Linked DNA regions of Homo sapiens: region 2 is linked to region 1. The links are chromatin loops, found by intact Hi-C in ENCODE. Cell type or tissue: CD4-positive, alpha-beta T cell. All regions are shown on one strand. Each heading gives the region's core, and the rest is flanking DNA. Links, peaks and the distances in the headings are about the cores only. Region 1 overlaps RIN2 (Ras and Rab interactor 2). Region 2 overlaps DZANK1 (double zinc ribbon and ankyrin repeat domains 1).

What was found. Peaks named below come from ENCODE experiments on the same cell type or tissue, not always from the same donor. Only the 100,000 strongest peaks of a DNase experiment are listed, where the experiment ranks them.
Region 2: it touches region 1 in a loop (30-fold over the local background); 3 of 110 quality-filtered maps call a loop at or near these places.

Annotation. Positions count from the first base shown.
Region 1 is chr20:19,993,274-19,998,653 of GRCh38, reverse strand. It overlaps RIN2 (Ras and Rab interactor 2), which reads right to left. Exons shown (of 13, transcript NM_018993.4): 12 at 1,812-1,975. Among named protein-coding and RNA genes, the nearest start is that of NAA20, 21 kb to the left of the region's middle. RefSeq lists an enhancer at 4,778-5,380. In CD4-positive, alpha-beta T cell, for the core only: CTCF peaks have their summits at 2,981 and 3,180 (motif pointing right); a DNase peak (open chromatin) is centred at 3,183.
Region 2 is chr20:18,410,719-18,416,098 of GRCh38, reverse strand. DZANK1 (double zinc ribbon and ankyrin repeat domains 1) reads left to right here. Exons shown (of 21, transcript NM_001367614.1): 11 at 650-772; 12 at 1,587-1,751; 13 at 3,246-3,453. Among named protein-coding and RNA genes, the nearest start is that of LINC00851, 34 kb to the right of the region's middle. RefSeq lists a silencer at 2,548-2,597 and an enhancer at 3,468-3,517. In CD4-positive, alpha-beta T cell, for the core only: CTCF peaks have their summits at 2,514 and 2,715 (motif pointing left); a DNase peak (open chromatin) is centred at 2,738.

The DNA of each region.
Region 1 (5,380 bases), core at 320-5,319:
TTGGCTTTCAAAGATGGGCTTGCCTTTTTGTTTGTTTGTTTTTGATACAGGGTCTCATTCTGCTGCCCAGGCTGGAGTGCAGTGGTGTGATCATGGCTCACTGTAGCCTCAAACTCCTGGGCTCAACGGATCCTCCCACTTTAGCCTCCTGAGTAGCTGGGACTACAGGTGTGCACCACTACGCCTACCTAACTTGAAAATTTTTTGTTGTGGTTGTTTTGTCGAGATGGAGTCTCACTTTGTTGCCAAGGCTGGTCTCCAACTCCTGGCCTCAAGCGATCTTCCTGCCTTAGCCTCTAAGGTGCTGGGATTACAGGCATGAGCCACCTCATCTGACCCTCTATTTTCAGAGCTCTTATAAAAAAAAAAAATGGCCAGGCGCAGTGGCTCACGCCTGTAATCCCAGCACTTTGGGAAGCTGAGGCGGGTGGATCAGTTGAGGCCAGGAGTTTGAGTCCAGCCTGGCCACCACGGTGAAATCCCATCTCTACTAAAAATACAAAATAAATTAGCCAGGTGTGGTGGTGAGCACCTGTAGTCCCAGCTACTCCGGAGGCTGAGGCAGGAGAATCGTTTGAACCTGGGAGGTGGAGGTTGCAGTGAGCAGAGATCGTGCCACCACTGCACTCCAGCCTGGGTGACAGAGCGAGACTCTGTCTTAAGAAAAAAAAAAAAGCAGGTGAATCTGGATGTGTAGACAAATCTGTCTTGCTTTCCACATCCCTGCTTGGAAACTCATCATGGGGAACATAGAAACAAACCACAGGAAGGTTTTATCATTTAATTTAAAACCTTCAAAATATTATTTGCAGACATTTGCCAACTCACTCATTATTTCATAGACAATGAGCAAATCAGGAATTGTGTTGGGTAAGGATTTCTTTGTTTCTTTTTTGAGACTAAGTCTCACTCTGTTGTCCAGGCTGGAGTGCAGTGGCGTGATCTCGGCTCACTGCAACCTCCATCTCCTGGGTTCAAGCGATTCTCCTGCCTCAGCCTCCCAAGTAGCTGGGATTACAGGTGCCTGCCACTACACCCAGCTAATTTTTGTATTTTTAGTAGAGACAGGGTTTCACCGTGTTGGCCAGGCTGGTCTCGAATTCCTGACCTCAGGTGATCTGCCCACCTTGGCCTCCCAAAGTGCTGGGATTACAGGCGTGAGCCCTGATGCCTGGCCTTGGGTAAAGATTTCTATAGCCCTAACCCACCTGTCCATTCTAAGAAACAAGCTCACTGGGAGTCCCACATTCCCAAGCAGCAGCTCACGGTCAGGAAAAGCCCTGGCCAGGGAACCTGAGCAGGACTCGCTCAGATGCTCGCCTGGTCACTCTGCGCCGTGGACGGCTGCCATAGCTGTTGCTGCTGCTGCTGAGATTCTGGGGTCTTCTGTTTTGGAGAGTGGGCGAGAGAAAAGGGAAGGAGACATCGCTGTTCCTCTCCCTCTTCCCAAAGAGAAACTAGGCCAATTGCATCGCGTAACACAGCGGCTGTTTCCTGATGAAACAAAATCTCCAACGTCTGTGCCAAGTGCTTCCTCCTCCTTTTTGACTTATCGTCTGCTTGATTGGGCAGAGATTCTGCCTTAATTCAACTTGGTTTTCTTAAAGACAGCAAAACTTGGGCCAAGTATCCCATGCGTATATAAATGTAAAGAAAACAGATCAGTGTAACAAGGCCAGAGGGTGGTTTGAGATATCCCTTTCCTGCCAAATAATTCAACACAGTGGGGACCTCTGAGCTGGGATGTGCTGGGTGAGCCAGCTCCGCATTCCTGGAGGACGAAGGAAGCAAAGGGGTGGCCAGCTGCACACCTGGAAGTCGTCCACAGAGGGGATGGTCCGGTTGGTGGTTCTCCGTTTGTGCCACTGCCTCAGGGTGTCTCTGGTTTCTGAGCTGAGCAGTCGCGCTGCTTGTTCTTCTTGGAAATTCTTTATCAGAGAAAGTGCTCCATATGCGCTTGTCAAGTAATAGCCTCCTGAAAAGAGCAGAAAGAGTGGGTCCTCCCAGTGCCAACCTCCGCTCACGGGTGATAACAGGGGATGCCAGCGTTAGAAGGCATGTTTTGTATTTTTAGTATTTCTTCAACATGCATTTCCTTGTGGGATCACAGAAGCACACACCCAAGAGCATGGCACTCACTCCTCCATCCATCCCTTCACACAGCCATCCCACAGAGATTTCTGGAGCGACCCAGGCCTGGGAGGGGCCAAGGGGGCACAGACAAGCCAGGCTGACAAGGTTCCTGTTTTTCAATGATGGGATTTCCATTCTAGTGCGTGAGACTGACCAAGCCACTAAAGTGTTTTTTTTGTTTGTTTGTTTTTTTGTTTGTTTGTTTTTGAGACGGCGTCTTGCTTTGTCACCCAGGCTGGAGTGCAGTGGCACAATCTCAGCTCACTGCAACCTCCGCCTCCCAGGTTCAAGCGACGCTCCCACCTCAGCCTCCCGAGTGGCTCGGATTAAAGGCATGCACCACCACGCCTGGCTAATTTTTGTATTTTTAGTAGAGATGGGGTTTCACCATATTGGCCAGGCTGGTCTTGAACCTTGGCCTCAACTGATCCACCTGTCTCGGCCTCTCAAAGTGCTGGGATTACAGGCATGACCACCATGCCCAGCCGAAATTATTAAAGTGCAATTATGAAAAATGTTTGCCAGGAGTAGTTGGGGTATTAAGGCCTGACGGGGAGGTGGGGGGAAAGTCAGGCGTGTGAGGTGATCCAAGGCCAGTATCCCCTCCATCAGTCCAGACTCGTGGCAACACTTGCTCTTGGCTTTTTCTTTTAGAAATTGATATTTTCTATCTCTGATAAACAAGAATTTGGTTTAAAAAAAAGTAAAAAGGAAAAAACGCAATGAGTATTTTCTAAATCTTAAGTAAACTATACACTTTGAAAGAACTGTTCGCAAAAATGTGGACACTTCAAAAATAATTTCTCTCCCTTGATTCCCTTTCTTACCCCCCCCTTCCTTTGGGACTAACATAACATCTGGCATTTAGGATAAAATAATTTACAGGAAAGTGATGTTCCTGTGATGGTGTATTTAGGAATGATCTCTTATGTTCTTGAGGAGTGTAAAAAGGGCTGACGACACTGTAAGATGTGTATGTATTCCTTCATAGTTTTTGTCCTAACATATAATTAGGTGCCTGGGGAGGAACTTATGGTCTCTGCGCTGAAGAGCCACTAGGGGTCGCCCTGAATGTTTATTAAAAATTCCCTAATTGGGCACAGCATATTTTAGATTTAGAGACATTCTTTGTCAAAATACTCATTGAATCTCTACTGTGAGCCACAGCTACAGAGAAGAAAGTAGGTTTGTAAGAAATAGAATCTGAGTCCCCACTCTCCAGAAGTTTATGAATGTGTTTTGTTTTTTTTTTTTTTTTTAAAAAAAAAACAGACACTGGCAATTTATTCCTGCAGGGACCAGAAGTTAGTTTGGCGAAATGAGTTTTGTGCAGAAGTGTCACCTTTAGGGCCAAAGTATTTAGCTTTATTCATGTGAGACCCTGCAGAAGCCTCTCTCTGGTCAATAAGTGGCAATATGCAAGATGGCAACTGTCCCCTCCATGTGGATCAGGAGCCACACGCCCTGCAAACTCGTGCTGGACATGAACACGAGAAAGAAAAATACCCTTCTTGTTTTCAGGTTGCAGATGAAGACTTGAGGTTATTTTTTCCCGCGGCATAATCTGGGTCACCCTGAGCCATGCACTTTCCATTGATCACATGTCAAGCTTTTTGTGTATAGAGTGATCTGAAGGGTTTTCCAGACCTTGCCACCTACAGTATAATCACCCTAGTTAAGAGTTTTGAATTGTTGATCTTTACCAAATATTCGCCCCACAAACAAATCAGCATGTGACTGTGTGTGAAACTCAGTAATCCAGAATACAGATGCTACATGGAGAATTTCAGGAGAAATCAATATGAACATAAGTATTCAGGAAAGGCCGTATGGAGGGTCAGGATTTGAGCAAGGACTCGGAGAACTGTTACAATCTTTGTGGGGGTGGAGGGGGGCTCCTTTGGACTTCAAATTTTAGACTCCCTAGCTCTCATCTGTTCAGGACGCTAAGGAGAAAACTCAAATGCTGGAAGCACAAAATTGACCACACTTTGAAACATGTGGATGCAATTAGAGAAGGTTTTAAATTTCAGCAAGACTATAACCCTACCACAAGAGCTGTGCACTTCTAAGGGATTCTATGACGCCTTTTTGGTAAATGAGAATACCTGCTTAAACAGCGGAAAACAGACGTGGCTGCTACCCCGCAAACCAAAGAGGACTTTGGGCAGGCACGGAAAAGTCCAATCTGTATTTTTGCCACTGCTCAGTAGCCTCTTCCTCCCAGGCTGCATAGCTTCAGTTCGATGCTGTGCAGGCCTGGTCTGTGATCACAGCCAACCCAACTGGGCCGCCTACTTCCCAAGGAAGGCAGCCAAGAAGCCCCAGACACGGTTAAGTGGAAGCAGGCTCTATTTAAGTGCGAGCTCACCAGCAGCTTTTGTATCCTCACTAGCTGTGCCCTTGTCTTTCTTGTGGGATTCGTGGAGGAGAAGACAGCCACCTGTCCATTAGTCATCAACACAGGGCCTTGCCCTGGGCCAATCTGGGAAAGGGGCAGGAAGTAGCTGTTTCTATCCTTGAGCCACAAGATACAAGCAATGTTTGTCCTGAGTGCACATTGTCAGCAACAGAATCGACTTTCTAAGTGAAACCGGCGTGTCTTTTTCCCCAAAGCCCTAAGAGCTCTACATACTTATATTACTAGAATTAAACATGATCGAAGCTCGAAAAAGAATAACCAAACCCCAAACTGTATTAATAACAAACATTACAGTGGAAGGAAGGAAAGCATGCTATGTAGACTAACATGCTTCTCTTGGTCCCTGGGCAAAACCACATGTTTGGCCTTGTCCTGTCTAATCCCAGGGCAGAGCAGGCAAGAAAAGCTCCAGGGAGGGCCTTGGAGGCTCATCGGGGAGTGTCTGGTTCCATGGTTAGTAATATTAATAAGGGGACAGAAGAGGCTAAAGGGTGAAAGCATGAAAGAGGCCCATTCATACCTGCCTGGGATCGGGTACGGGAGGAGAGATATTCATCCCCCATCCTGAGTCAGCACTACCCATGGTCACGTGGGAAGGGCATAATCGGGCTCCAAGGAGGGCGGTCCCTCCGACAGGAAAAGTTAAGGCCTGGTGAATTCACATTACAGGACTGAGGAGACTAAGGGGGCACATTCTGGGGGTGGTAAAAATGCATTTCATTCCCTCCAGGGAAAATGCTGGGATGACTCATTCCTTAGGGAATCCTGTCAGAGATGGACCTTTCTACTCAAGCCCAGACTGAAACTCACGGGAAAAAAAAAAAC
Region 2 (5,380 bases), core at 171-5,170, 1.6 Mb after region 1:
AGGGTGCAGGGCAGTGTGGGAATGGAGCCTGCACATGGTGGGTGGTCAGGTAGCAGCCACTGTGCTGTCACTCCCATTTGGGAAGTGAGCAAGTCTCCTACCAGGCAATAGTGAGGAAGCAACAGATTCAAATATAGGTTTACCTAACATAGTCCCAGGAATTCTCACAAAACAATTCTGCCTCTGTCCCCAATATAAAATAATTGTTCTCATGTGTCAAGAATGGGAAATGAAGTCACATTTTTCTATGGAAACCAAAACTCCAAAGGATAGAAGATAAGCCTCAATCATGACCGCTCAGGTAGCTTAGCTCTCTTCTTCCTTCATTAATATTGTTCTGTTAAATCAACAGTAGGGCTTGCTATCCCTGATATTAAAGATATTGAAAAATATTAAGATGTGCAAGGTACCAGTTTCATTGACTTTCTGTTATCTCCATGAAGGAATGTGAGCTCTATGTACTAATTTATTAATTGGTGAAACTCATCATAGCTGTACTCCTTTGGGAAAAAAACAAAACAAAACAAAACAAAAAAAACACTATTTCCGGGGCTCATCTTGTCTGGGAATTTTTTATCTTTTTTGAATTGGGAGGGGGATTAGAGAATATAGTACTGATCCTGCCTTTAAATGCCATTTCATTCACCAGTCGATGTGCAGTGGGGATAAAGCCCCTCCTCCGCCCACTCAGAAAGGGGGGACCATTTCCTGCTACAGATGTGGTCGCTGGAATCTCTGGGAGGCGTCCTTCTGCGGCTGGTGTGGAGCCATGGTGGGTATTTTAAAACTGAGATTCTGTATACTGAGCACCTCACCACTGGCCTGGAGAGAGCCAGGCACTTCTTCCATGGCCTTGCAGAAATCACTTCTTGTGATTTCGCTACTGGTACCTATAACCTAAGAATCTGGAGATAGAGATAATTAATTATCTTACACTGAGAGCCATCTCTGATGACTGTTTTGACTTGCATTTCTTTGAGGTTAAACCTTTTCACTCGTTTATTGACTACTGGCATTTTTTAAAATGAATTATGTCTGCCTGCCTTTATAATAAAACACTCAAGACTATGTATTTATTTAAGTATCGCATGCAAATAACAAAAAAGTTTTAGAGTGAAGGGTTAGTCTCCTCTCTCTCTAAGTCCCACAGTTCTCCTCTCAGAAGCAATTGCTCAGATCCAGTTCTTGAGATGTTCTTTCAGCTATTCAATGCATGTATAAGTAAACTGGTGCTATGAACACTGACCCAATTATTTTCACCTAGCAAGGTGTCTTGTTAGTAACCTCCTCATTCTTTTCAGTGACTTCATAATCCATTGTTTGTATGTATGTACTGTGTTATATTTAGACCATCCCTATTGCTGGACATGTGTGTTGTTTTCAGTGATTTCTTTTAAAACCACAGTGTTTTAGGGGTTGACCTGGAGTACACTTCTTTCTGTACTTGTCCATCTGTAGGATAAATTCTGGAAGGTAGAATGGCTGGGTCAGAGAGTCTGGGCATATGTTAATTTGTATGGTATGAGAATAATTTACATGAGGAAATTATAACTCTAATATTCATCAAGATATTTTCTATCCTCTAGCTCGGCATTCCTGCTGGCTGTTCTGTTTGCCCTAAATGTGGGGCCAGCAATCACCTGTCTGCCCGATTCTGTGGCTCCTGTGGTATTTGTGTGAAGTCCCTAGTGAAACTTAGCTTGGACAGAAGCCTGGCTCTAGCTGCTGAGGAACCTCGCCCTTTTTCTGAGGTGAGGCCTCCCCTGTAGTAAGAACTGGTACCCAGGAAGAGGCTGTAACTCTGAATGTGTGTGCTCCACCCTGTGAATCAACCCGGGGAAGAGACCCAAAACTTTTAGAACTTTCACATGGAATTTCAACTAGGTGTGTAAATAAATGCAGTCAATTTAGATTTTAATTGCATTTGCAAGGCCGTAGACATAATGCCACTTTAGTGGCTTTAAAATACATGAGACAGAATGCACTTCTCTTGAATTTCTTATGTAGCATTCTGAGAACTTTTCCTTCCCCTTTTTTATATTTTAGAAAGCTTAGGGTATATAAGATTGCTTTTGTAATTTATAACAGCTGGGCATAGTTTGAGGACAAATCTCACCAGGTTATTTTCAGAAGTACTTAAGCTCTAACAACTGGCTTTGTGTTAGATTTTTATAATTTTATACATTTCTCTAAGCTGGATAAAGACTTTCCATGTTTCTTCTTATCTCTTTATTATAAGAAGTTAAAGATTGATCATTATTAGAGGATACACTCAGCACTTTGTATGCAGTTTTAGGGAGTTCATGACCTTTTTTTTTTGAGACAGAGTCTCGCTGTGTTGCTCAGGCTGGAGTGCAATGGTGCAATTTTGGCTCACTGCAACCTCTGCCTCCCAGGTTCAAGCAATTCTTCTGCCTCAGTCTCCTGAGTAGCTAGGATTACAGGCCCGTGCCACCATGCCCGGCTAATTTTTGTATTTTTAGTAGAGATGGGGTTTCACCATGTTGGTCGGGCTGATCTCGAACTCCTTACCTCGTGATCCACCCACCGTGGCCTCCCAAAGTGCTGAGATTACAGGCATGAGCCACCATGCCCAGCCGTTCATGGCTTTCTTAACCCAGTTTGAAAGATTTAAATCCTAAACTGCCACTAGCCCTTATTCCTTTGTGCAAATGAAACAAAGGTGTTCTTTTCTCAAGACACTTGACTGCCATCTATTGGAAATTGCTTGTAATATACTGGTTTCTCTACTAGAAAAATTACCCTAATACATATGCAAATATATGATGTTCACCATATGAATGGTACTACTTTGAATGCAGTGACGTTGTGCAACGCACAACCTTTCATGGTAGTCCTCTCAGGTCCCCAGGTTTAGATGCAGGAAAGTATGTTAGAGAAAATGTTGGTGACCAGTGGCTGAGTGTGGATTAGTAGTGAAGTCTATGCTCTATTGGATTACAGAGCTGAAAAGGATAGATATCTTCCAGGCATCAAGCAGGCCGGCAAACACCCCTTGATTTGCTGACTTTTAGATAATAAATGGCTAATCCTGGATCAGGCTGGAAGTTGCTGAGAAAGACAGGAGCAAGGAAGATGAGGCAAAGGCTGGAAAACCCTATTAGTTCCAAGTACACTTTTCTTGAGATACTTTTTATTCTGATTAGAGTTGTTTTCTATAAGTAAAATGCAAGATTGATTAAATTATATTCTAATTTTAAAAATGTCTTCTGCCTCACGCATGGCCCCGATGTGCCTGGCAGTCCCTGAATATTCCTTTGCCCAGATCTGATGTTGGGACTAAGAGGGACATAGGAACACAGACTGTTGGCCTCTTCTACCCATCTGGCAAGCTGCTAGCAAAAAAGGAACAGGAACTAGCCTCTCAAAAGCAGAGGCAGGAGAAAATGAGTGACCATAAACCCCTCCTGACAGCCATCAGCCCAGGAAGAGGTAAGGGGGAGGATGCCCTTTCTTCTGGTCGGGAGGGAATTCACTCTTTCTGTGAAAGAACATTTCATTTTCTCTTCCTTTTAGATTTATTTGTATGTGTAAGAAGTAAGTTTCTTTCTTTTCCTCTTTTTCAAGTAATTTTCTTTGTATTGGAAAAAGAAGCTCTTCCTGTAAGCTCCTTCTTAAACTTTCAGTATTCTGATGTTTTAGCTCATAGCCCTGTAGTCTAGTTCCTCAGTCACATGGCGCATGTGGGTTTCTTTTGTCGTGACGGCATGTTGTTAGTGCACAGTGCTATTGCTATCTGCCATTATCCCTTTTTTTAATTGTAAAATTTAAATAACATAAAATTCACCATTTTGACTATTTTTAAGTCTATAATTTGGGCCAGTTGTGGTGACTCATGCCTGCAATCCCAGCACTTTGGGAGGCCAAGGCTGGAGGATCTCTTGAGTCTAGTCTGGCCAACAAAGTGAGACCCTGTCTCTACAATTTTTTTTTTAAAGCAGTCATTTGTGGTGGTGCATGCCTGTGGTCCCAGCTACATGCTTCAAATTTCATTTTGAAATTTAATCTCTATTGTGGTGGTATTAAGTGGCGGGACGTTTTGGAAATTGATCATGAGGATGGAGCCCTCATGAATAGATCAGTGCCTTATGAAAGGGCTGGAGGGAATGAGTTAAGGCCCCTTTTTGTCCTTTGGCCCTCCCTCCATGTGAGGACACAACGTTGCCCTCCTTTGGAGGATGCAGCAACGAGGCACCATTTTGGAAGCAGAGAGACCAGGCCCTCCCCAGACACCTAACCTGCAGGGACCTTTATTTTGGACTTCTAGCTTCCAGAATGTGAGAAATAAATTCCTGTTCTTTATAAATTACCCAGTCTCAAGTATTTTGTTTATAGCAGCACAAATGGACTAAGACAGTTTGCTAGTATTTTCTTGAAGACTTTTGTGTCTATATTTATAAGAGATATTAGTCTGCAGTTTTCTTCTTTCCTTCTACTGTCTGTCTGATTTTGGTATCAGGATAATGGTAGCCTTATAGAAACACTTCTTTTTTTTTGAAGTGGTTATGAAGAATTGGTATTAACTATTATTTAAATTTTGGTAAATTACCTGTGAAGCTATCTGGATCTGATGTTTGTCTAGTGGGCAATTCTGATTACTCTTTACTTTTTATAGGTCTGTTCAGATTTTCTATTTCTTGTTGAATCAGTTTTGGTAGTTTGTGTTTTTCCAGATATTTATCTATTTCATCTGATTAATTTATTAGCATACAGTTGTTTGTGATACTCTTTTATAATCTTTTTTATTTCAATAAAGTTGGTGATAACATCTCCTATTTCATTTCTAATTCTAGTAACTTGAGATGTCACTTTTTTTGGTCAATCTTACTAAAGGTTTATCAATTTCATTGATCTTTTCCAAGAACCAACTTTTGGTTTTATTGATTTTCTATTATTTTTATATTCTGTATTTCACTAAATTCCACTCTCATCATGATTTCCTTCTTTCTTCTTACTTTAAGTTGACTTTGCTCTTCTTTTCCTCGTTTAAGGTCAAAGATTAGGGTGATGATTTTGAGATCTTTCTTCAGAATGTGAACATTTGCTGCTATAAATTTCTGTTTGAGCTTTGCTTTCACTGCGTCCCATAAGTTTGGTGTACCTTCATTTTCTTTCTTTCTTTCTTTTGAGATAGGATCTCACTTTGTCACCCAGGCTGGAGTGCGGTGGCACAATCATGGCACACTGCAGCCTTGACCTCCTGGGTTCAAGTGATCCTCTTCCCTCAATCTACTGAGTAGCTGGGAGCACAGGCACAAGCCACCACACCTGGATAATTTTTAAACGTTTTTGTAGAGATGGGGTGACACTGTGTTGCCAGTGTTGCCGGTCTCAAACTCTAGGTGTCAAGGAAGCCTCC